Regions from separate parts of the Mus musculus genome. Here regions 1 and 2 are each linked to region 3. The links are chromatin loops, found by intact Hi-C in ENCODE. Cell type or tissue: gastrocnemius. All regions are shown on one strand.

Region 1 (8,000 bases), 210 kb before region 3:
AACCACCATAACATTCCAGGACTCCGCCTGCTTCTACGCAGGAAAAGAGAGAAAATGGTCAGAGGCTACGGTGTCAAAGTGGCATGCAAATGGTCCCTAGCACAGAAAACATGAGGCCATGGGAATGACCTGAGTTTTGAAAGCCCCACATTGAGGTGACATCCTTAGATGGAAGACCCCCCCCCCCTTCCAGACTTGGGTTGACCATTGGTTATTTCTAGGCCTGGGAGATTTGCCTTGAGCCAGTAACCCAGTGAGTCTCAAAATGGGGTGCACAGGCCAGCGATGGTGGTGGTAATTTGGGTAATCATGAGCAACACCACATCCCAGCCCCCTTCTCCCTCAAACCTCATCAGGAACACCAGGCTAGCGGTGCAGGCCTAGCCACCTGTTCTAACAAGGCCTCCAGAGGAAGAACATGGGCACCAGAGTGGCAGCCACCTGCCATGCCCCGAGGCAGGATAACAAGCACAAGTTAGTAACTGTTCCGAATACCTGAGTGTCATGTGACCTATCAACCTTCTCTTGAGCGTGTGACAGTAGCCACGGGTTGACAGGGCACAGATGCCCTTGGGCAAAGATCATCATTGGCACGCAGTTTACAAAAGAGAAAAGAAGAGAAGAGCAGCCTATCTCATTCTCAATCAGAGGATGGAAAGACAAACGGACAGAAACTGCAGACAGAGTAGTATAAAAAGGCTACACTAAGCCTACCGTCTCAACTCGGAAAGATGTTCGTCCACATTTAAAACTTTAAAATAATTTTACAATGCAAAAATATTGATGGAATATACAGTCGTAGTTGTGCATGTCTTCACATGTTAAAAGTGGGAGATGCACTCTAAACTTCAGTGGAGGGGCCAAGAGGAGAGCGGATGGGGAGGAAATATGTCTATATTTGTGTATTCAAGAAGAAAAGGCACGTTGGCATCAGGAAGGCAAAATAACACCCAGATTCTCTCAAATGATATGACACATACCTGCAACCCCAGCAATCGGAGTGCCTAGGCAGAAACACTGGCAGTTTGTGGCCAACCTGGGCTACATAATGTCAGGCCAGCCTGAGCTACAAGCAGACCTTGTCTTGTCTTTTAAATAACAACAAAAGATACTGCAATCACCAATGAGTAGCTGTCTACATTTACCCATCTGTAGACAGGCAGAGAATGTATAGTGAAAACTCTTCAGGCCTCTGCTTTGTTTGGATGTTTTTATCTGTTATATCGTTATTTGCTGAAGTGGAAGAGGGCTGTCTTCTTTTACTTTTAGAGATCGGAAAGGCCACAGGAGAGGGAACAATCCATGTTCTTGGTGATAGGTTTATTTCACCAACACAGCAACAGTGAAAGCTGCGCAGTGAGTGCTGTGCGGAAGGCGGCTCCCTCTTCCATGTCAGGGCCGTGTTTTCTAAGAGCAGAATCTGCATCGACATACTAGAACGAAGATGGATTTTCTTTCTCTGAAATCTGATCATCAAACTAAGAGAATAAAACCGTCATCCAGACAGAAAATATTATTTCTGGAACCTAATAGACGGTGTCTCAAACGTCCTTTAAAACAAATAGCAGGGAAATCAAAAGACAATTTCCCAAAGAGGAAAATGTCTTATTTGATGTCAAAACACAGACAGAAAAAGTAAAACAGAATATTCTCAGTGCAGAAAGCAAAGAGGTGAGAGGAAGTGGTGGGTGTGTCTATTAAAGACAGCCCCACCTTTAATCAAAAGCCAGAGGGAACAGGGCTTATTTTATAAAGTGTTGGAAGAGTCCTTCAGACAAACAAGCCAATTTTGACCCTTCTCTCCCACTGTACATAAAGTCTAACTGAATTCGAGGAGAGGGGAAAACAAACACACTAGAAGATAGCAAATATGCAGCCTTTGGTAAGGAGAAGATTGCAAAACTGGGGAACTGAAGTCACGAAAACTTAAGAAATATATTTAACGACTTGAAAATGAAGGCCATCATTATACTAAAATATTAGTCATAAAGCAACTAATAGAAATTGTGGCTAGACTCGGCAGTACATTCTTGTAATTAGAACTCTTTAAGGAGTGGAGGCAGGAACGCCGTACTCTCAAAGCCTGCCTGGCTACAAAGCAAGTTCCAGGCCAACCTGGTTTACTACCAAACATTGAATTTAAAACAAAGGAAAATGGGACACAGGGCTGGAGACTGAACTTGGTGGTTAGAATGCTTGCCCAGCGTGTGTAAGACCCTGGGTTCAATCCCCAGCCCCACCTTAAAAATCCACCAAAAAATAAGCATCTTTGTTTTTGATAAAAGATTAACATGTTTAAAACATACAAAGAAGGTCTACAACTCAAAAGGCAAATTGAGATACTACAATAATATGCCCTGACAGATAACCTCGTGCAAAAGACGTGAACAGACAATATATAAGTTTAAAAGTAATGATTAGATGAACAGACTTCATTAAAACACTCTACCATATAAAGTCACGGGTTGCCATATTTTCCCAGACCTGAATTCAATGCCCAGAACATGCATTCTGGAAGGAAATATCATTGATTTTTTACCATTCTATTAGTTTGAGACTGTTTATCTAAGGAACTTGTGGTAACCCATCCTGCATTCCCAGTACTCCAGAGGCAGGGGGATTTTGAGTTTGAAGCTCGCTAGGCAATGAAGCAAACTTGAAGCCTCAAGCTGTAATACAGAATGAGACTCTGTCACAGAAAAAGTAAAATAAAATTAACTAAAATCAAAGTGCAGGAAGATGGCCACTCAAGGTTCAAAATATTTTGAAAACCGAAAGAAGTGTGATAAGGGCAACCATGTTTCATGGCAATCGAGTATTTCACAGACATTTCACATCCTAGTTGTAAGACTTTTATTTTTAGCATGGAAAGCAATGGTGCTGTGATGATATGAGCAGAATTATCAAGGCTCCATAGCCTAGAAACCTAGGCACAAAGCCCCACCAGAATGAAGAACATGTCAGCAGGAGCCGTCTTTTAATAGAGAGTCCTGGGTGGCGCTTGGTCATTCTCTTCACTTTTCTGAACCTAGAAAGTCCGCTGGGACTGGAGAGAGAGCTCAGTCAGTGACGTGCCTGTAGGTCACAGGAATAAAGATCTGGCTCAGTCTCCCGGAACCCAAAAGAAGGGAAGAAAGGGCGGAGGCTGAGTGCTGGCATGGATGGGGGGACAGGAACAGGTGGACCTCTGGGGTTCACGGGGTTCATAGTCAGCCTAGCTTTCTTGGTGAGCCCTGGGCCACTGAGAGACTGTGTCTAAAAGTATTTTATAAAGTTTCTTTTTTATTAAAAAGGCAAATTAGGAGCAGGGGAAATGACCCCATGGTTAAGAGCACTTACTGCTCTTACAGGGTACCTGGGTTCCAGTCCCAGCTCCCATATTGAACAGCCCACCCCTGCCTATAACTCTAGATCCAGGAAATCTGGCACCTTCTTCTTCCCTCTATGAACACCTGCAAATACACACAGACAGACAGACAGACAGACAGACAGACGCAGAGACAAAGATGAGAAAGAGATTTAATAATTCTTAGAAATTAAAGTAGATGGTTTCTAAGAAACAATATTTAAGATTATTGTCCTTTGACCTCCATGTATATGTGTGCAAATGTTTGTATGCATAAGCCTACACACACACATGCACACAGGAAAGGAGTCCTTTGTTACAGAAAATGGTTTAAAGGAAAACAGTAAGAACTTAGGTTTCTCTGTGTGTGTCCACATCACTATCTGTTCTCTGCCCAGGTCTTTTGGAGTGTTGCTATGGGAAATATTTTCTCTTGGATATATGCCGTACCCCAGCAAGAGCAACCAGGAAGTTCTGGAGTTTGTCACCAGCGGAGGACGGATGGACCCGCCTAAGAACTGCCCCGGGCCTGTGTACGACCTTTGGGAACTTCCTACTAGAACCTGAGCGTGGTCTTGTTTTTATTTGGATCTGCAAATGCGCCTTTAAAATTAAAGTGAAGTTGGTAGCCTTCTTTTCAGATGTCCCGAGAGTGTCCCAGAGACTTCTGTAAGATGGGTCAGTTTTCCAGCCCATCAAACACAATTATGTTATCCCAGAAAGGCTAGAGGCTGCAGACCCACTTCTCCTACATGTCTCAGTTGCCTTTAGAAATGTGTACCCCAGACCCACCCAGTTGGCCCTGCACTCTTAAGTATATCTCCCTTAAATATCACCCCCAGCATGCACACACAAAAAAAGAGAGAGGGGGCAGTGGTGGCACACGCCTTTAATCCCAGCACGCGGGAGGCAGAGGCAGGCAGATTTCTGAGTTCGAGGCCAGCCTGGTCTACAGAATGAGTTCCAGGGCTATACAGAGAAATCCTGTCTTAAAAAAACAGAGGGGAGGGGTGAGCTTGTCCCCTATAGTGTTTTCTGTCCCCTATGGTGTCCCTCACCTCCTTTCCAAAAAACAAGATGGGGAATAAATTACTTCATCCTAAACATGGCTTTAGAGAAGTGGCATTTGATGTAAACTACCTGGGTGTCTTTGGGGATGATCCCCTGTCCCACCAGCAGGGGGCAGCATAGATCAATCAGGTGGACCTACTTGTCTCCCCTTCCGGTGCTTCTCCTGACTTTTCATTAAGGCGCTCATCCTTTCAGATACCGGATAATGACGCAGTGCTGGCAGCATCAGCCTGAAGACAGACCCAACTTCGCCATCATTTTGGAGAGGATCGAATACTGCACCCAGGTATAAATGTTTTCTCCCCTTGACCAGCCTCTAATCTACACGGGGAAACTGTTTCAAGACACCAGAGAATAATGCTAATTGTGAGACACGGTATTCCTGATCCCGGAAGTGACAGGATTTGCATCCCACTTTGCCAATGTCCTACAATAAACACTGGAAACTTCCCACTTTCATGTCACAGGGCCAGACAGAATCTATTCAATTCGCAAGCAAAATGACATCCCTGCTAGACAGCTAATGTTGTGTGTTCTTCTTAACAATTAAAGTATAATTGCATCATTCCCCTTTCCTCACTCTGGCCCCTCCCATCTCCAAACCCACCCCCTAACCATGTTCTTCTCAAATTCATGGCTTATTATTATTATTATTATTTCATATGTATATAAATACTGTCTGCAGAATCTACTTTGTATTCCATGTGATTTCATACGATTTCAGAGCCAACCACTTCTATTGGATAACCAATTAGAGAATTCCACTCCGGGGAGAATAATTCTCCCCTCTCAGCTATCATCAGTTGCCTGTAGTTCTTTGTCTAGGAGTGTGGCCCATGATATTTCTCCCTTTCATGTTAGCGTGTCTGTTGATGTTTGGTTCTTATTCAGTTACTCATATTGTTGAGGTATCAAGGACAGCTAGGCAACTACTTGTTTTGTAAATGAAACGGGATATAAAGGAGAAGAACGAAAGCTCTCAAGAATTACAACCTGTGAATTAATTCCCATTAAATAGATAGTAATTACATAATAGCTAAACCACTCTGGAGAGATGTTCAAACCATTCATCGGTAGCACTGGTATGGACTTATACTATATAAGTTGCTTTTCTATGTTTTTTTTTTTCAAAGATTTGTTTTTATATTGTTTGGGAGTAAGTTTGCCTTACATGTATGTTTGTGCACTACACACGTGCAATGCCCATGGAGGCCAGAAGAGGGCGACAGATCTCTGATCTGGCATTTACAGCCACCAAGTGGGTCCTGGGAACTGAACCTGGTTCCTCCAGAAGAACAAAAAGTGTTCTTAACTGCTGAGCCATCTCCAGCCCTGGATTTCCATGTTATTTTTATTTTGCTCTCGGGGAGGGTTCCTTTTATCCCATTTTATAGAGGAGTAGCGGGCTAGGCTAAGAGACAGCCCTCTCGTGCTTCCTCCCGTCTGGACTGAATCGTGACTGTTCATCTTTGTCCTCAGCAGACTGTACCTCCCTACTCATCATCAGCTAGACAGGGGAATAGAGGTAGTGGCGGGAGGATTCTTTCCCTCCCGTGTCTCACACAGACCCAGAGCATCTTCCTATCACGGTCTCACCAGCGGCCTCTCAGGACTTTATGTCAGTGACCAGTTTTTCCTTTACTGTATCCCTTCTTTCCCTCCCTCCCGCCTCTGATCCTGTCAGCATACAAAATTAAAGTAGCATCCTCTCCCTATGCCCTACACCCCCACTTGAGCCTTGTTCCCCAATTTCACTTCTTCTAACGTTCTCTCCCACCTACGAGTTGCCCCCTCTGACTCCCTGGTATCTCCCTAACATGGACCTTTCCCAACTTCATGGCTTTTCACAGTTGCTCTTGTTTGTTAAGTCCAGTTTGCACCACCTGTACGTATTAGCTAGGGTTACTGTTGCTGTGATGAATCCATGACCAATGACCAAAAGCAAGCTGGGGAGGAAAGGGTTTATTAAGCTGACACTTCCATAACACAGTTTATCACTGAAGGAAGTTAGGGCAGCAACCTGGAGACAGGAGCTGACGCAGAGGTCATGGAGGGTGCTGCTTACTGGCTTGCTTTTCATGGTTTGTCTGCTCGGCCTTCTTACAGAACCCAGGACTAGGAGTAGCCACACACACAATGGGCTGGGCTCACCTCCATCCATCACTAATTAAGAAAATGCCCTACAGGCTTGCCTACAGCCAGATCTTATGGGAGCATTTTCTTAACTGACGTTCCCTCCGCTCAGATGACTCTAGCTTGTGTCAAGCTGACATGAAAACCAGCCAGCACACCTTATGTGCACGAGGATGGGCTCATCTGCTACACACGGGATGCCATCAGGTGTCCGTGCCACTGAGATATTTTAGAAAAGTCAAAGAGTGAGCCACTAGCTCTCTAAATTCCCTCAACTGGGACCAAGGGCTGACACTTTCTGCAAACTTCAGCAACGGTGTGTCTAGCCACACTGTTCCAGTCCCCTCGTGGGTCCCAGCTGTGAGGGCGACCTGCCTTCTTCATCTAGCTGGACTTCAGTGGCCATGTTATTGGGGGAAATTGAGGATGTATTAGGGAAGCTTGCTTACTGACATTTAGTTTATTATATTCTAACAGGAATAGAATACTCTCATAAACACAGATACCTTCACATACCTTCTTTGGGGGTGTTTTCTCCAAAATATATAATATCTTTGCGAAGGCAGGTGGTTGTACAGCTGCAGGCCGTAAAGGACTGACTGTGGAAGAAGCTGGCAATAAGTGAAATGGCTTTTCAAAAGATATGTGTAGTTGTTTTCTTAAACCTTTTGCTGGTGGATACTGGACTGGTGTGCTATTCTGTAAAACCTAAGTAACGGAGGTTTTCCCTCCATTTGCAAACACTATTACTGAATTAAATTTCCCTGGAGCTTTCTCCCACACACTTTCCTTTAAACCCATGGCAACTGCGTCTGCTCTCGTCTTACAGTCTGTGACGCTGACAGAGATCTAGCATGAGCCAGGTTTCTGAATGGGCAAATGAGCCTCTGCCTGGAACAGCTGCACAAGCAAGGAGACCACACAACACAGAGTCACCATCAAATACGAGGAAAGCTGCAGGCGCTTAGGGAAGGAGCAAACAACATCCTCTGTGAGCCAAACGTGGCGTCCCTCTTCCCTGCCTCCTTCCCTACAACAAAACTAAAGCCACATTATCTTTTGTCTTTGAAGATTGCAAGAGTATTTTTGGAAATAGACCACAATATTTTGAAAGTAATGTAAAAACAAAAAAACAAAAAACAAAAACAAAAACAAAAACAAAAACAAAAAAACAAAACAACAACAACAAAAAACGGGCTGGTAAGATCGCTCAATGGGTTAAGTAAGATTCTTGCTTGCCAGAATCAAATGACCTGTTTGACCCCCAGGACCCAGATAGTGGGAGGGCAGAGAACTCCATAGGTTTGTCCTCAACTTGCACACACACACACACACACACACACCAAGGCACATGCATACCTGCACACATATACATACACACTATAAATTAAATCTAGTAAAAAACTTTTACATCTGTAAAAGGTGCCCCAGGGGCTTCTGCTCTGCCCCT
Region 2 (8,000 bases), 860 kb before region 3:
TGGGGGGAGGGCTTGGCAGCTTTGGGCCTGGGTCTTAGCAGGAGTGATATTCCACTCTGCCTGCTGTGTTCACGATGATGATGGCTTCCAGTGACTCAGAGCACATGGAGGGTGTGTCCTCTGGACCTTCCTGGGCTCTTGTTCTGCTTTCCTAACAGGGCAAGTGAGTGCCAGAAGAGGGAGTGCGTGGACACTCTTCATAACTCCAGGATGTGGACAGGATGAGCTCTAGCCTTGGAGGATATCACTGTAAACTCCCAGTGTGGATCTTTCTAAAGGAGCTACAGCCCACATGGAGGCTTTCCTTAGGAGACTGAGTGTATGTGTAAGGGAGGGTGTGTATCAGGACAAGATCAGGTGTTCCTTAGGAGAGACATTTGTGTGGCCATGCCTGTGTGTGTGTGTGTGTGTGTGTGTGTGTGTGTGTGTGTGCGTGTGCGTGCATGCGCATGCGTGTGAGTGCCAAGGAGAATGAGAGGGTATCAGGGAAAGACCCATGGGATTTTCAGCTCTACTCCGCTGCTAGCAACATAAAGACATATTTTCTAACTTTGGGTTCTTATTTCTATGCTGGTGACAGTGAACTTAGTTGTCAATCACTTTAATGGCTCTAAATTTGTCTCTGGCTTATGGTTCTTAGAGACAGAAGGGACCTTGGTGAGAAATCATCTTTCCCAGTAAGGACCAGGATAGTGTTACCTCTACTGGGAGATCTTGAATACCTTTGGGAATCTTGTAACTACTAGGGATCTACCTTAGGGAAAATAGTACAGATGACTGTTCAAGTAACATTTCACTCTTGGTGTTAGAAGTTTCCAGCCTTTTTGTTCCCTGGTATCTTTTTGACATAATATAGTCAGTAACCTTCCTTTGAATACTATTTAATGCTCCTTAAAGCTACAGGGCTGCATGGTAATCATGCCCATCAGCGACCATACTCATAACTCCAGTTCCATTTCCTCTTTCCTTCTGCCAGCTGCACAGGGCCCTCACAAGTTAGGAAGCTGAGGACATGAGTACACTTATACACGCGCCACTCTTTTTTAAATGTGTGATTGTAATTTCATTGCAATGGAAGGATACAAATTAGATACAGCTAAAGGAAAAGATAATATGGCAACTGGGAAGGGTCTGAGCATGCAGCTTCTGAGTGTTATAATATTGATATGTATTAATTGCTCATACTAGGGTTAAAGTGTGGCATTTCGATTGTGCACATTTTGTGCTGTTACCATACTGCCCCCATTCAATTTCCCTTACTGCTGCTGACCCCTTTGTCTTATGCCTGTAGTCTATCTTCCAGGCAAGTTTGGCTCTTTCCCCCCTCTTTAAACTCTAGTTTGCACACATGAGAGGAAAATGTCAACAATGGTCTTTCTGAGTCTGGCTTACTTGGCTTAGAACGATGACCTCTTGTCCAGGTATTTTCCTGTAGCTATCACGATCTCATTCTTTTTCATGGCTGCATAATACCTCATTGGCACACATCATTTTTTTGATTTATGTACATATTTTATTTTGTGTATGTGTATTTGCCTACATGAGTTTATGTGTAGAGTAATGGGTAGAGGCCTCAAGAAATTATTTGATGGCCTAGGACTGAAGTTAGGCTTATGGAAGATGAGCCCATGTTCTCTGAAAGAACAGTAAACTCTTAATCACTAAGCCATCTTTCTAGTCCCACATACCACTTTTGAAATTGTGTGTGTGTGTATGATATATATGAGATATATCATATATGTATTATACATATTATAATATTATACATATATATTACACATTTATATTACACATATAATATTATACATATTGCATAGACAGACATACACACATATGTTTGGAAGGTGAGTATAAGCAGGGAAAATTAATACTATATATAATTTCATTTCAATCTAATTCCATCTAGTAGAGATGAGCAGTGAGACTCTAGCCTGTGAGCCCTGTCTCTACCCACTCCTCTCCCATTTACCTCCTCTTCATGAAGTCAACCTCATAATATCACCATTATTTGAGTATCAAACCTCAACATCTTTCTCATACAATCTTCCCACTCCTGCTCCCTCCCCTTCCCCCATGCTTGCAATGCAGTTATAGCGGTGAGAAGCTATGCGCCCTCCCTTCTCATTTGCTCCATCCTTAGTGCTGGAGCACTGGTCCATTGTTCCCATTCCTCTCTGCATTCTGCCACTCAAATACTTCTGAGCGCCTCATGCCCCAGATGCCACTCACTTCCCTCCTGCAAGAGAGATCTCGGAGTTGGCCTTAAAGGGAAGTTTCTGCAACTCCAGGGTCTCAGGGAATACCACACTGTAGCTGAGACCACCATGGTCTCCTTGGTGTAGTGATGAAGATAAACAAACCCTGGTTGTGCAGGGCTTCCTTCCTGTCTCCCCTTGTCCTGTGTGGTAAGCCCCAGCATGTGCTCCATGCTGTGAGGAGCACCAAAGAGGATGATGTAATCAGTCGTTCCCCTAATCACAACTCATGCCGGAGACTCCTCCCACAGCCTATTTGCCCTCACCCATCATCTTGCCTCCTACATGCTGCCAATCTAGCGGGCCGTGCTTCCCTAAAACATCCTCTACCTACCGCACTCTTGCCTCCCTCGGGCCTCTTCCTTTACTGTAATCCTTTCCTTAGAGAATGAACATTTGTATAGTGGTGGTGGTGGGGTCAACATCATAAGCAAAAAGGAACAAAGAAAGTGGGTGTGGTTGGGTGTCTTGCAGCTCAAGAATCCAAGGGCCCTGTAGAGCAGAACCACACTCAGATGCACTTCCCAGCATCGGATTTCCTGAGCTGGATGTGAATTCCCGAGGGACCCTTCCAATAAACCCCTCCCTCCTCCATACAAGCGAATCATCCTCCTCGAACCTTAACCCCAGGAGCCTAGCATTTCAGACTCCTAACAGCAGGCTCTAAGTTGGGGGTCGTCTTTCTAACACCTGATGGAAATTCACTGGAACAGAGAGAGAGAAGGAAAGAGAGCAAAGAGGAAGGAAGAGGGATAAAGAAAAAGGAAGGATGGGTTGGAGAAGGCATGATCTGCATGGTTGGTGTCCTCTGTCCCCTTGCCTCGGGTGAGAGTAAAGGACAAAGGTGAGTCAGAACACGGATAGGAACGAGGGAGCAGTCACTGGCAAGAAAGACCAGACAAGCCTTTGATTCAGGGCAGAGTTTTGTGTGGGGATTAACTTGTGTTGATGTGTATTTTTGGAAGCTGAGAAAATGGAAGTTTATTTCCCGGCCAGCTCTGCCTGTTTGAATCTGGCAAGCATGGATTTCCTCCCTCCCCTTTCTGCTTCAGATAGCGCTTAAATGAACAGCCTGTGTTGTTTGGTACAGCTTCCTAGGACCATGGGAACACAACCCCAAGCAGAGGCTGCCTGTTATTACCCAGAAGGCCAATAGAGGGCTCCCGAGAACACTGAGCAAAATTCGGTGGAAGTCACCCCCAGGAAGCTCTGTGGGAATGGTAGAGACATATGGTTATCTCCTGCTGAAGGATGGAGCTGGAGTCAGATGGGAAAGCCCACAAGGAAAGACCTGCCTTCTCCTGCATTGGTGGAGACTTGGACTTGAGAGACTTTAAGGTTCCCCCTGCGTGCAAGCGAGGACATTGATCGTTCTTCTGGCATTAGCTGACAGTGCTTTATAAAACACTTGCATGTTAGATATGTTAAAGCCTTGATTATGTTCCCTGTGTCATCCAAGGAAAGCAGTTATATAATGTTTCTGGGCATCATTTTATTTTTTTCTAGTTTAAAATATTCTAGAGAGAAACTGGAGTTGTGGGTCTGACTTTCTAAGACCTTTGTGAAAATACTGTTTTATTAGTATTACTATGTATGTGCACATGTGTGTGTAGAAGTCAGGGGACAACTCTGTGGAGTTCCTTTTCTTCTTCCACTTTAGTGTGCCTTTCGGAGAGCAAACTCAGGCCATCGGGCTTGCACGGCAAGTGCCGTGATCTGTTAGCCATCTTGCCAAGCCCCTCTAAGATCATTTAAGGTATAACTTCCTATTACTACAAATTATTGAAAGTATATTGAAGAAACTGCATCTGAATTATTCTTAAGAGGAGGTAATCCTGTCCTACAATGCATGCCTGATTCTGTTGTTTTAGCAGTGGTGGGAATGAGGCCTTCACTTTGATAAGCAACGAGTTAAGACAGTACGGAGGAGGTGAGAGCCAACAGCAGTAGCCAACAGGCAGAATAAAAGCCCAATCTTAGCCTCTACACATTGGGTAGAGGCTCCTTGGCTTCTGTATAATGACAGAATGATCCACAGTCCTCACCTGCTGTGATTTGTGCAGGTCAGGCAAGAGAACGCAGTAAAACTGCTTTGCATACCATGCTGTGCCCACAAATGTCCATCTGCTAACAGATGCAGGAACTTAATAGCCCATGTTCATTGGCATGGTATGTGTGCATGTCTTGATTTCCTCCTTCGCCGAACTTAAGATCCCACATCAACCACACCGTGGCCACAGTTGCCCTTGTAATATTCAACAGAAATATTCAGCACAAATTCAACAGGAAACAAACCAGAAGAGAGATACAGAAATGTTCCTGAGGGGTGTGTTTAGAATAGAGGGTTGGCCGGGAGTCTGACTAAAGCTAGGTTATCAGTAGACAACTCTGCAGTGACGTGTGAAGAAGGAAGGAAGATGTCTCATGACTCATTTAGTCGCTCGTCCTTTCTGTGACTGGTTGCTTGAAGGTTTATGAATACACATTTTAGAACTGAGAGCAGAGCCAGGGTCCTGCAATTGGGTTAGGTATTTTGTCTTCAAGCATATGCTGACACGTACCTATTTGCCAAATGCGGTGTCAACTGTGAAGGAGGCAATAAAAGATGTGTAGGGCATTATTCCTCCCTTCAAGGAACAATAAATATCCTGCCCGTTGTTTAGCAAACAGTTTAAAAGATAGGGACAGATAGATGTTGGTTCTGTTTATTGAACTTGATGTACATCAAGGAGACAGTACAACACAGTGGTTAATAATAAAAGCCTTGAAGCCAGACAGCCCTGGGGCTAAACCCAAGCCCTGCTAACTATGCTTTCTCTTGAGCAAGGTTTGTGGTTTGCTCAGTTTTCTCAACCTTGGTTTCCTCTATCAAGTTTGCCTACCTTGTTGGGTGGCTGTAAGGATCAGAGGGGCTGATTGTGCACATTGTACTCTGAGGACCATGCAGGAAACTCATCGCTGTCTCTGCATCTTCATGGCAGAGACACAGTACCCAGTCATGGTGTGTTTCAAAATGGAGGTGGCAGGAACTAGAAGGAGCATCCCGGAAAGGCTTTATGGGAACTGGCCTTTGGACCCCTTAAAGGGTAAGAGGATTTACCTTAGACAGGGAAAATGAAAAGGGTCATTCTAGAAGGGGTATGGAGTGGGTGGGGGAGGGAGCACAGCACAAGAGGGGAGACGGGGAAATGTAGTGTGTCAGGAATGGCAAGACAGCCATTTTGCTGTAAACAAAAAGCACACGTTATGATCTGCTTAATGTATTCATCTTGACTTGGAAATTTCCATAAAGATATCTTGCCATGCCTCTCTGTATATGAAAGTGACTCAATTATCCTAATGCCTTGCTGGTCTGAATTGGAAGGCAGTTATGTGAAATCTTGATGGTGGTAAAATTTGTTTTCTGGAATTCTCAGCCACTTCTAACTGGTTTTCCATTTCACTGAGGTCTCTCATCCTACTCCAGACCTCAGGCACCCAGGACCTCTATATATGCAAAAAGGATTATTCATTTTTCTTACATTATAGCTCATATTTTGATTAAAGATAAATTAGGGCACATGAGAAAATCTAGCTCCCATGAACTGCCTACCCCCACCATTTGATCCAGCCTCCCATACTCTTTCAAAAAATATAGCCTTAGAAAGTGAATTTGCACTACATTGGGGTAGTTTTTGATATGACTTCATTTTGGGGCACAGAATTTCAGGATAAGTAAAAGGAGAGCTGTTGGTAGAATTTCAGGCATCCGCTGGCATAGATGGGATTCTTTTGGCTGACAATGGTGCTGTCATGTGTACTGAAACCCAGAAGTGTGCTATACACACAGTGCTAGGCTCTGGGATTTTAAGAATTAACTTTAAAAATATTTTTACTGAAAAACTAGTTTGTGTACCATGAAAACCACATATCTTCTGTGATTTAAACTGTATACATGCCTGGAGGACTCTTGTCTGTAGAGACTACAGTTCTATCACCACAGAAAATTCCCTTTTGCCCCTTGCCTGTCATCCACTCTATGTAGACAATTGTATCTTTTCTTTGATCATGGGTTCCATATGTTTATTCTAGAATTTCATATGGCAGAATGTTGCGGCATGTAGCCCCATGTATGGCCAGTCTCATTGACTATGACATCTGGGAGGTTTATACGTGTTCTATCAGTAGTTCCTCTTGACCACTGGCTGGTGTTCCATTGTGTGACTAGTCCACGTGCTGTTGACAGACTGGTGTTATGTCTGCTTTGTATCTATTCTGAGTGTTCATGTATATCCTCTTACCTCTTATTATTTCTAGCCGTTGTATTATGATATGTCCTGGAATAGCTATTGCTCTATTTGCCATGTTTACCTCACATTGAGATTCTTAGATCTGTACATTTGTATTTCTCATTAAATTTGGAGAAAGATCTCAGTATTATTTCTTTACATATTTTTTTTGAGTCAACCTTATTTCTATGTTGGGTGTGTGGTGCTGGAGATAGAACTTAGGCCCTGCGTGGGCTAGGCACACCTTCTGCTGTTGAGTAGGAGTTCCCGCCCAATCAGTCTTCTCTGTCTCTCTGTCTCTGTCTGTCTCTGTCTCTCTGTCTCTCTGTGTCTCTGTCTCTGTCTCTCTGTCTCTGTCTCTGTCTCTGTCTCTCTGTGTCTCTCTGTGTCTGTCTCTGTCTCTGTCTCTCTGTGTCTCTCTGTGTCTGTCTCTGTCACTCTTTCTCTCTCTCTCTCTCTGTTAGCATACCATGACAGTTCACTTTCCAGTGCTTGGTCATGGGTCCTTGTAACTCTGCACAAGCTTAATTCTCATGTTTCTCTCTCAGCTCTAGCATGGTCAGCTCCTGTCACCATCTTGGTGGCCACTGAATGGTTTCTTCTGCCTCTCGGTCTTTTGTGTAAAGTCCATCCAGGGTTGTTATTATTCCAGATATTGTATTTTTCTTTTCTGGAATTGCAGTTTTGTTTTTTCATCTTCCCTTTCCTAGGCACACCTCTATCATGATTCATCTTTCCTTTCCCATTAAGTTCATATTTTCTTAAATATTTGACTATATTATAATCCTATCCAATTCCTTGCCTGTAGATTCATTCATTCCCATCCTTTCTGGCTTGTTTCTGTGAGCTGACTTTTCTTCTGGTCATGTGCAGCATTGTCTTACTTCTTTGCCTATCTGACAGTTTTTGAGTTGTGTGCTGGACATTATTGATGTTGCGTTACTACATGCCTCAGTCTTGTCTTTCTTGTAGATCCTTGGATTTTGTTCTGGGAAGCAATTCATTTACTCATGAATAAGTTTGACCCATTGGGTCTTGTGTCTTTGAACTTTTTTAGAGATGGCTTAAGAAAGGGCTAGTTTAGGCTTTCTCTTACAGTGGACTTTCTAGGATTCTCCACTGTGGTGTGGCAACACTGTCTCCTGGTTCAATGTAACCAACTGTAGAATAAGATACAAGTTCTAATAGACACAGAAACGTTACCTTCTAGTAAATTTTCTTACTTTGGTAGGTAACATCTTCCTAGTCACATGAAATATTTTGCACATACGCACAATAGTTTATAGTCAAAGTCTTTAAAGATTCCAGTATGATTTGTGGGTGTGTTTGCATGGTTGGATGTTTTCTGGTGCCATGTTCCACAAGTTAAAGCTACCACAATAGTTTTAAGCCTGGATTTACCATATTACAACAGGTGCCTCCAGATAGAAAATGAGGCCAGTTATATGACACAACTTATCTGTTTTCCTTTCCTGAA
Region 3 (8,000 bases):
AATCAATTTTTGAAACCTGTCAGGTGCCAGTTGGATATAAGAAGCATCCTTTCTTGGAACCACGGCCAGACAGGCAGAGAGAGAAACACAGCAGCCCAGAAAATGGACCCCGAGGCATGAAAACAAAATGAACCTTCTGTCTTTATAACTTACCCATCGTGAGGGACTGTGTTACAAGCAAACAGATGATGACAGCAGCCAAGTGTAGACTTTGTTATATTTATTTATTTAAGGAGAAGCCCGGGAGTGAGGGAGGAACAATGTTAGAATTAGAAAGCTAGGCATGGCTGCATACATCTGTAGAACAAGTACCTGAAAGGCTGAGTACAGGAGGATTCCTTGAGCACAGGGCAACCTAGGCAACAGAGGCCCTGTCTCAAAAAAAACAAATAACAATGACCAATAATATTTATAATAATAATAACAGCCTACACATAAAATCAAGGAAACAAACCTTTAAAATGCACAGGGCTGGGGCTGGAGAGATGGCACTGATTGCTCTTCCAGAGGTCCTGAGTTCAATTCCCAGCAACCACATGGTGGCTCACAACCATCTGTTATGGGATTCGATGCCCTCTTCTGGTGTGTCTGAAGACAGCTACAGTGTACTCACATATATATGATAAATAATTCTTTTTTAAAAAATGTACAGGATTTGGGGTGGTGCTGCAAACATGGCCTAATGGTTGAGAACACACACTGCTCCTACGGAGGATCTGAGTTTGTGGCCAGCACCACGTTAGGCTGCTCACATCCATCTGAACTCCAGCTCCAGGTGATCTGACACATCTCATCTCACAGGGTACCTGTACTCACGTGCACAGAGCCACACGCAGACACCCAATGTAAGAATAATAAAAATAAATCCTTTCTAAATGAATTCAAATGTCTTTGGGACAGGAAGAAGAATCAGTCATGGACCTCTAGTGGCTCTGTCGCCTTGGACTAGCCTGGTCTCTGTGCAGTGCTGGTTCCCAGACACGTCACAAACTGCTTGAGCTCCTTCCAGAGCCTCTGTCCATCCAGACTTCCACTTGTAGATGGAAAAAAATGGCACTCATCGAAGGTAAACAGCTTGCCCAAGGACACAGAGGGAGGGCTAGGCCTGACCGGGACACCCTAGAGCTTTCAACATGCTCAGCTCCTTCACAGGAAAAGACCAGGTCAGGCCAGGCCCAAGTGTGCTGGAGCCAGCAGAGGAAAGAGCTACCAAATTTTAATGTATACCACTTCTCCTCCTCCTCCTCCTCCTCCTCCTCTTCTTCTCTTCTTCTCTTCTTCTTCCTCCTCCTCCTCCTCCTCCTCTTCTTCTCTTCTTCTTCTCTTCTTCTCTTCTTCTTCCTCCTCCTCCTTCTTCTTCTCTTCTTCTCGTCTCTTCTTCTTCTCTTCTTCTCTTCTTCTTCTTCTTCTTCTTCTTCTTCTTCTTCTTCTTCTTCTTCTTCTTCTTCTTCTCCTCCTCCTCCTCCTCCTCCTCCTCCTCCTCTTCTCTTCTTCTTCTCTTCTTCTTCTCTTCTTCCTCCTCCTCCTCCTTCTTCTTCTCTTCTTCTCTTTTCTTTTCTTCTTCTTCTTCTCCTCCTCCTCCTCCTCTTTTCTTCTTTTCCTCCTCCTCTTCTTCCTCCTCCTCTTCTCCTTTTTCTCCTTCTCCTTCTTCTTCATAGCAGAATGTTTGTCCTTGTGTTGCTTTTCAAAAAAAATTAAAGCTCTAAATAGATTTTTCCCCGTTTTTGGGGGGAAAAAAAAAAAGGTTATCTGGTTTTGCCCATTCACTTAAACAATGGGCAAAACTTAAACTTGGCTTTTAAAAACAAGCCAGCCACTCACAAGGCAGAGGGAGGCAAATCTGTGGGTTTGAAGCCAGCCTGGTCCACAAAGCAAGTCCCAGGCCAGCCAAGGTTATATAGTGAGATGTTGCCTGAAGTAAATAAATAAATAAATAAATAAATAAATAAATAAATAAATAAGAGAGAGAGAGGAAGGAAGGAAGGAAGGAAGGAAGGAAGGAAGGAAGGAAGGAAGGAAGGAAGGAAGGAAGGAAGACAGACCGGGAGCTAAAAAGATGACTCAGCAGTTATAAGTCCTTTCTACCAGTACTTCCTGCCTCCTCCCTGCCCCCCTGCCCCCCAGGACTGGAACTCTGTTCCCATCAACCATGTTGGGCAGCTCACAATTGCCTGTAAGTCCATCTTCAGGGGAGCTGACACCCTGTTCTGGGCTCTGTGGGCACCTGCATACACATGGCAGACACACACACAGAGATGCACAGTCACATACATAAATAAGATTAAATTTTAAAAAAGACCCACAAAGCAAGTATACAGAGCCTGGTGATGCACTGTTGTAATTCCAGCACAAGGAGACAGAGGCAGGAGGATCGGGAGTGAGCTCATTTGAGAGTCTTGAGACTAGCTTGGGCTATGTAAGACTTTGCCTCAACAAGAAAAGACCTAAGTGCCTTGTGAACCTAAAAATGCAGGGCAAGTTTCTACAAATGAGTGCCTTTTTCTTATAAACATGTCTGCTTGCAGACCCAAAGACTTTAAACCCAAAAGAAATATAGTTTTGTAATGGAGGCGATTTCTCAGTCCATATTTACAAACACCTCTGAAACGCAGTGCTGTCCTGTGAAACTCATGAGGCACCATATGCAGCAGAGCTGGGTGGATTGCAGGAGGAGGGCCCTCATGTGACAGGACTGTCTGGCCCCTGGATTTATCTGCACACAGTCACAAGAGAAGTCTGGAAGAACACGTGCGATTACACTGGTTTTGCTTACTTCAGGATCAAAATTATTGGTAAGCTATTTCCACCGGTATATATAACCCTGGCTGTCCTGTGGTTTGTGGTATAGACCAAAATAACCTCGAACTTAAAGATCCACCTGCCTCTGACTTTCTTTTTTTTTAAGATTTACTTATTTATTTTATGTATATGAGTATACTAAAGCTGTACAGATGGTTGTGAACCACCATGTGGTTGCTGGGAATTGAACTCAGGACCTCTGGAAGAGTAGTCAGTGGTCTTAACTGCTGAGCCATCTCTCCAGCCCTGACTCTGACTTTCAAGTGCTGAGATTAAAAGTATGCCGGACTTATTCTTTTCACTTTTCCATATACTTGAAGTTTTCAAAAGTTTGGAGGGTGAAAAACAAAACTGCCGCTGAGTGAATGTGAGCAAGTCCATGCGGAGAAAAACTGTAGGTTGCTGCACAGCGCAAGGCGGTCCTCCTTATGGACATGAGGGGAAACACGCAGTCTCCAGCACTTAACTGTTACACAGTACAAGTCGCCTATGCTGCTTCTGCCAAGCTCCGGGTTTGCTCAGGCTGGTACACTGAGCATGTGTCCCGGCCCAGGACGTGAGAATATCAGCTTGGCCAGGTTGGGGGGGGGGGGGGGGTTAAGGGGGCGTTTCCCACTTCAGAGGAGCTGGAGAGAACTGGAAGCCGCAACCGGAAGACTCTGTGTCCTCCAAACTGGGATATATTCCAGCAAAGAAAGAGCTGGAAGCACCTCGGAGATTCCCGAAGACTGAACGGAGAACGTTGACAGGTTCGCTGGCGAGCATTCTCATGCAGCCCCACTTCCTGCCGGGGATGGTGCGCTGAGTTTCCCGGAGCAAGACTGACACCTTGTGGTTCACTTTGATTTTGACGATTTACACTTGGACCCCAAAAAGAAACCAAGACAACCCGACAGAACTAGGGAAGCCCTGGAAAAGTCCCATTGGCGCAATTCCACCATGTTCACGAAACTTGAGCAGCACACAAGAATAGACTACAAAATCCACAGCCAAGATGTCCACTGGAAGAAGGAGCCCCGGGTCCTGAGAACAGCCATGCTCTCTCTACCTCACCCATTTGGTTTCTTGCAAGCTGAAATCTCTTGGTTAACCGAGTCGAAGACCTCAATTCTAAGGAGTTTTAGTTGCAGGTTTCTAGAATGCATCTATCAAGCAACTATTTGTCCTGCCTTTCCTGTGAATATCACTCATTCATGAGGTAAGAGCTGGCAGGCTCTGGTCATCTGTTCCAAGGTAATTAACTACCCAAGTCTACGGAGGTGGAAGCAACAGGCATGATCTTTCCAAAGTTAAAAAAAAAAGGGCTGGAGAGATGGCTCAGTGGTTGAGCGTTGGCTGCTCTTCCAGACAGCTGTCTGAACCTCCAGTTTCAGATCTGACTCCCTCACATAGATATACACAAAGACAATGCAGACACAACAATGCACATAAAATAAATGATTAAAATAATAATCTTTCTTTTCTAAATAAAGAGAAATGTATTCAGTTATAATATTCCGAGAAATAAATTCTCATAAACCTATTGGCTGGCCAAAGAGCAAATCAAATTTCCATAGGACTTATGTTTAACTTGTGGTCAGGAGGGTTTGCCGTGCGAAACTTGACCTGAAATCTGTAAAGCCAAATGAGAGGCAACAAGATAGATTTATGGAAATCTCAAGTACCATAGCCTGTACCCGGAATCCTACCCATCTGCAAATGTTATCATCTTTATCAAATCTGCTGCACTTAGAGTCACCTGGGAGACACTCTGGGCGTGGCTGTGAGCATGTTTTCAAAGAGGATTAACTGAGGAGGAATATCTCTCCTTGGTTACCACCATCCCATGAGCTGAAGCCCCAAACCCAAGGAACAGGAAAAGATACAAGAAGTGAATGAACACTAGCAGTCATCTCTTCCCACTTCCCGGAAGTGAGCACGGTGTGACCAGCTGCCTCATTCCTGCTGCCGGGTTTTCTGCGCCATGATGGGCTACATACCCTCAAAACCTTAAGTCAAAACAAGCCACGTTTTCTGAAGTCAAGCATCCAATTCAGCATCCTAGAAAGATGCTGGCACAGCACCTACACTGGATCATGAGGGCCCAGGAAATGTCCTTATTTTACCAGGACACTAAAAGCAGTCTATATATCATTGATCAGGAAATGTTCCAACAGTCTGAAACTCCAGGGTGGGACAGCGTCTTAGGGTTTTACTGCTGTGAACAGACACCATGACCAATTCTTATAAGGAGAACATTTAGTTGGGGCTGGCTTACAGGTTCAGAGGTTCAGTCCATAATCATCAAGGCAGGAGCATGGTAGCATCCAGGCAGGCATGGTGCAGGAAGAGCAGAGAATTCTACATCATCATCTGAAGGCTGCTAGAAGACTGGCTTCCAGGCAGCTAAGAAGAGGGTCTCAAAGCCCAAGCCCACAGTAACACACTTCCTCCAATGAGGCCACACCTCCTAAGAGTGCCACTCCCTGGGCCAAGAATATTCAAACCATCACTGACAGGGATTTGTATTGGAGTCCCCACACCATGAACTGATCTGGACACAGTTGAACACTGCAAAGTAGTTTTGTTCCTAAGTTAGTTAGTCCTCCAAAGTACATTGCCTAAAAAAGCTAGACCACAGACAGCTATAAACAGTACGATACCATCTATGTGGAGAAAAAGAACCCAATTGCATCTCACCAGCACAATTGCATCTGTCTGTAGATCCACGGAAGAACTGCTACCTCTGCACACAGTTGGAAGAGGATTCGGGGTGGTGGGCAGCAGGGCACTGGCCTAAGCCACAGCCTCATCTTCTCTTTAGAGCAGTGGCTCTCAAACATAATGCTGCAAACCTTTAACACAATTCCTCATGTTGTAATATTATTTTTGTTGCTACTTTGTAACTGGAATTTTGCTACTGTTATGAATTATAATGGAGATATGTTTTTTTTCCAATGGCCTCAGCCAATCCCCATGAAAGGGTCATGACCAACATGTTGAGAACCACTGCTTTAATGGTATGCATTCCACATCACTTGCCTGTAAGCCTATCAGCTGAGTTTGAGCTCACAGATCTGCCCACCTGTTGTCCTCTGACTACACACGACATGAGATGCAAGTGTATGAGTGTGTGCATATACACACACATACATGCTCACACAAAGAGGAGAAAATTTTCTACCATTATACAATGGTTACTGCTGTTACAGCTTTGTCTTCCTCTAGTAATCTTGGTATTTTCCAAAGTCTCTTCAATAATGTCACACTATCAGAATATAGGTTTTTTTTTATTTTACATTTTTAAAATTATAATTTAATTACATTTCTCCCTTAAACCCACCCCGCTCTTTTTCAGATTCATGGCCTCTTTTTCTGAATGTTCTTGCAAGCATACATGTACACACACACACACACACACACACACACACACACACACACACACCTACCTCCCTGACAAACCATGGGCTCAATATTCTAACAAATGTCTGAGGTGACTAACTCCCAAACCTGTGGCAAAATACCTACCTTTTCAACCAAGAAAACTGCAGACAAAGGGCCCAGGAGCCTTTAAGGACACTAAGAATGGGGGAGGGGTTGGGGTGCAGGGGGTGGGGGCTGTGGCACAACACCCTAGTCTCTAAGGCCTCAGCCTGTAGAGATACTTATCCAACCTTGACAAGCAGATGTTGGGCTAGAGGTTGCCACCATTCATCAATATATAATCATGCGCCCAGATAATCAGCAGCAGGATGGACAGTGAGTCACGTGAATAATGTAGTGTGGCATGCTGGGAAATGGCCTTCACAGGAATCATGTTAACTTCACACACCTACTTAATTTCCAAACCTTCAGCATTAAAAACTCAAAACCCCAAACCAGAAGCCTTAACATCTACTCACATAAACGCGTCCCATATTCAGTAACTGTCTATATCTAAGGCATCCGTCACACAAGCCCAGGATTTCTGGGACTGTATTCACAATTTATGTGAACTCACCTAATATCAAAAATAACACACAAGCGGAGGGAGAATATTCTAGGTTAAGAATTACCATGAAAACCAACTATGACATGTGATCATGGACAGTGGTTGCAGGCTTCAAAGTTTCCAACAATAAAGTAGGAAGATGGAAGACAACCAGACAACCAAAGCTCATTCTCAGCTGGCCTGGCACAACGACAGACTAAGTGCAACTCTTACCACAGATAGATTAGATAAGATAGATAGATAGATAGATAGATAGATAGATAGATAGATAGATAGATAGATAGAAACAGACAGACAGACAGACAGTGTGGATCTTATCAGACATTTCTAAACCAAAAACTTCCTTTGTTGTCTCCTCATACCTAATTAGACATAAATGCTTCCTGTTTGCCTAGAACCTTGACATATAAAGTTGCAACCCAACCAGCAGAGACTAAAAAAAAAATAAAATAACCACCTGTCACTGGAGTGAGATTTAAAACAAGATGCCTATTGCTCTACTGTTGCGAACTTGATAACACAGCAAGCCTTCAAAGTATTTCCCTGTGAATTCTAGGCGTGAAACCACCTTAAAACCCTTCACACCATAGGCCTAAGCCCAAACACACACCTGTGCACTCTATATACACCACGAGACACGCGCTGGGTAAAGATGAGTATTTATTCACTTTACAAAGAGAATGGTATTAAATTGCCATAAACAGCTCCATTTATAGACAAATAACAACTGTACATCAGTCGCTCCAGCAGCTTGCCCAACATGCCCTTCCCGCTTCGGCTGGGCAGCCTGCTCTGCCCCGGTGGAAGTCCTCCCAGAGAGCATTCTTACAGTCACGGGTGGGAAAGACACGCATCTGCTTAGTCCTGCAGAAGGGAGCTCTCCGTCTGCATCCCTTGCTGAACACCAAGTTAAGTTAGTACTGGCCCACTCCTTAGAAACAAGACAAATTACTGGTAATTTGAAAAAGCTGTGTAGCACACCAAAATACTTATTTATACATACATAAAAAATCTTGAGTCAGATTTATCATTTTGAAAGATAAACAGATACCCTAGCCCTGCCAAGAGTGGGCAATGAAAAGGAACGAAAACGTTAAATTATTGAATTATAAAAATAGTTTCTTTGGAAAAAAATTCCAGTAATGTTATTATTAATATCTAAAACCAAAGAGAAAAAATAAACAATTGTTCTCTGATCCATTAGCAATTTAAATAAAAATGGAAACCTCTT

Evidence for each region. Hi-C counts contacts between places; a loop is a spot of excess contacts. Peaks named below come from ENCODE experiments on the same cell type or tissue, not always from the same donor. Only the 100,000 strongest peaks of a DNase experiment are listed, where the experiment ranks them.
Region 1: a loop joins it to region 3, with 13 times the contacts of the local background. A loop is called at or near these places in 29 of 42 quality-filtered maps.
Region 2: a loop joins it to region 3, with 3 times the contacts of the local background. A loop is called at or near these places in 8 of 42 quality-filtered maps.

The regions. Positions count from the first base shown.
Region 1 is chr17:71,870,821-71,878,820 of GRCm38, reverse strand. Alk (anaplastic lymphoma kinase) reads left to right here. Exons shown (of 29, transcript NM_007439.2): 27 at 3,745-3,879; 28 at 4,613-4,703. Among named protein-coding and RNA genes, the nearest start is that of Gm30140, 92 kb to the right of the region's middle. In gastrocnemius, CTCF peaks have their summits at 4,518 (motif pointing right) and 5,625 (motif pointing right); DNase peaks (open chromatin) are centred at 406, 4,539 and 5,640.
Region 2 is chr17:72,517,982-72,525,981 of GRCm38, reverse strand. The region is part of intron 1 of Alk (anaplastic lymphoma kinase); the gene reads left to right. Among named protein-coding and RNA genes, the nearest start is that of Alk, 82 kb to the left of the region's middle. In gastrocnemius, a CTCF peak has its summit at 3,405 (motif pointing right); DNase peaks (open chromatin) are centred at 3,131, 3,420, 3,955, 4,327 and 1 more place.
Region 3 is chr17:71,658,443-71,666,442 of GRCm38, reverse strand. It overlaps Wdr43 (WD repeat domain 43), which reads right to left. Exons shown (of 18, transcript NM_175639.1): 18 at 7,412-8,000. Among named protein-coding and RNA genes, the nearest start is that of Togaram2, 11 kb to the left of the region's middle. In gastrocnemius, a CTCF peak has its summit at 3,625 (motif pointing left); DNase peaks (open chromatin) are centred at 3,350 and 3,577; H3K4me3 peaks cover 904 bases; H3K27ac peaks cover 1,352 bases.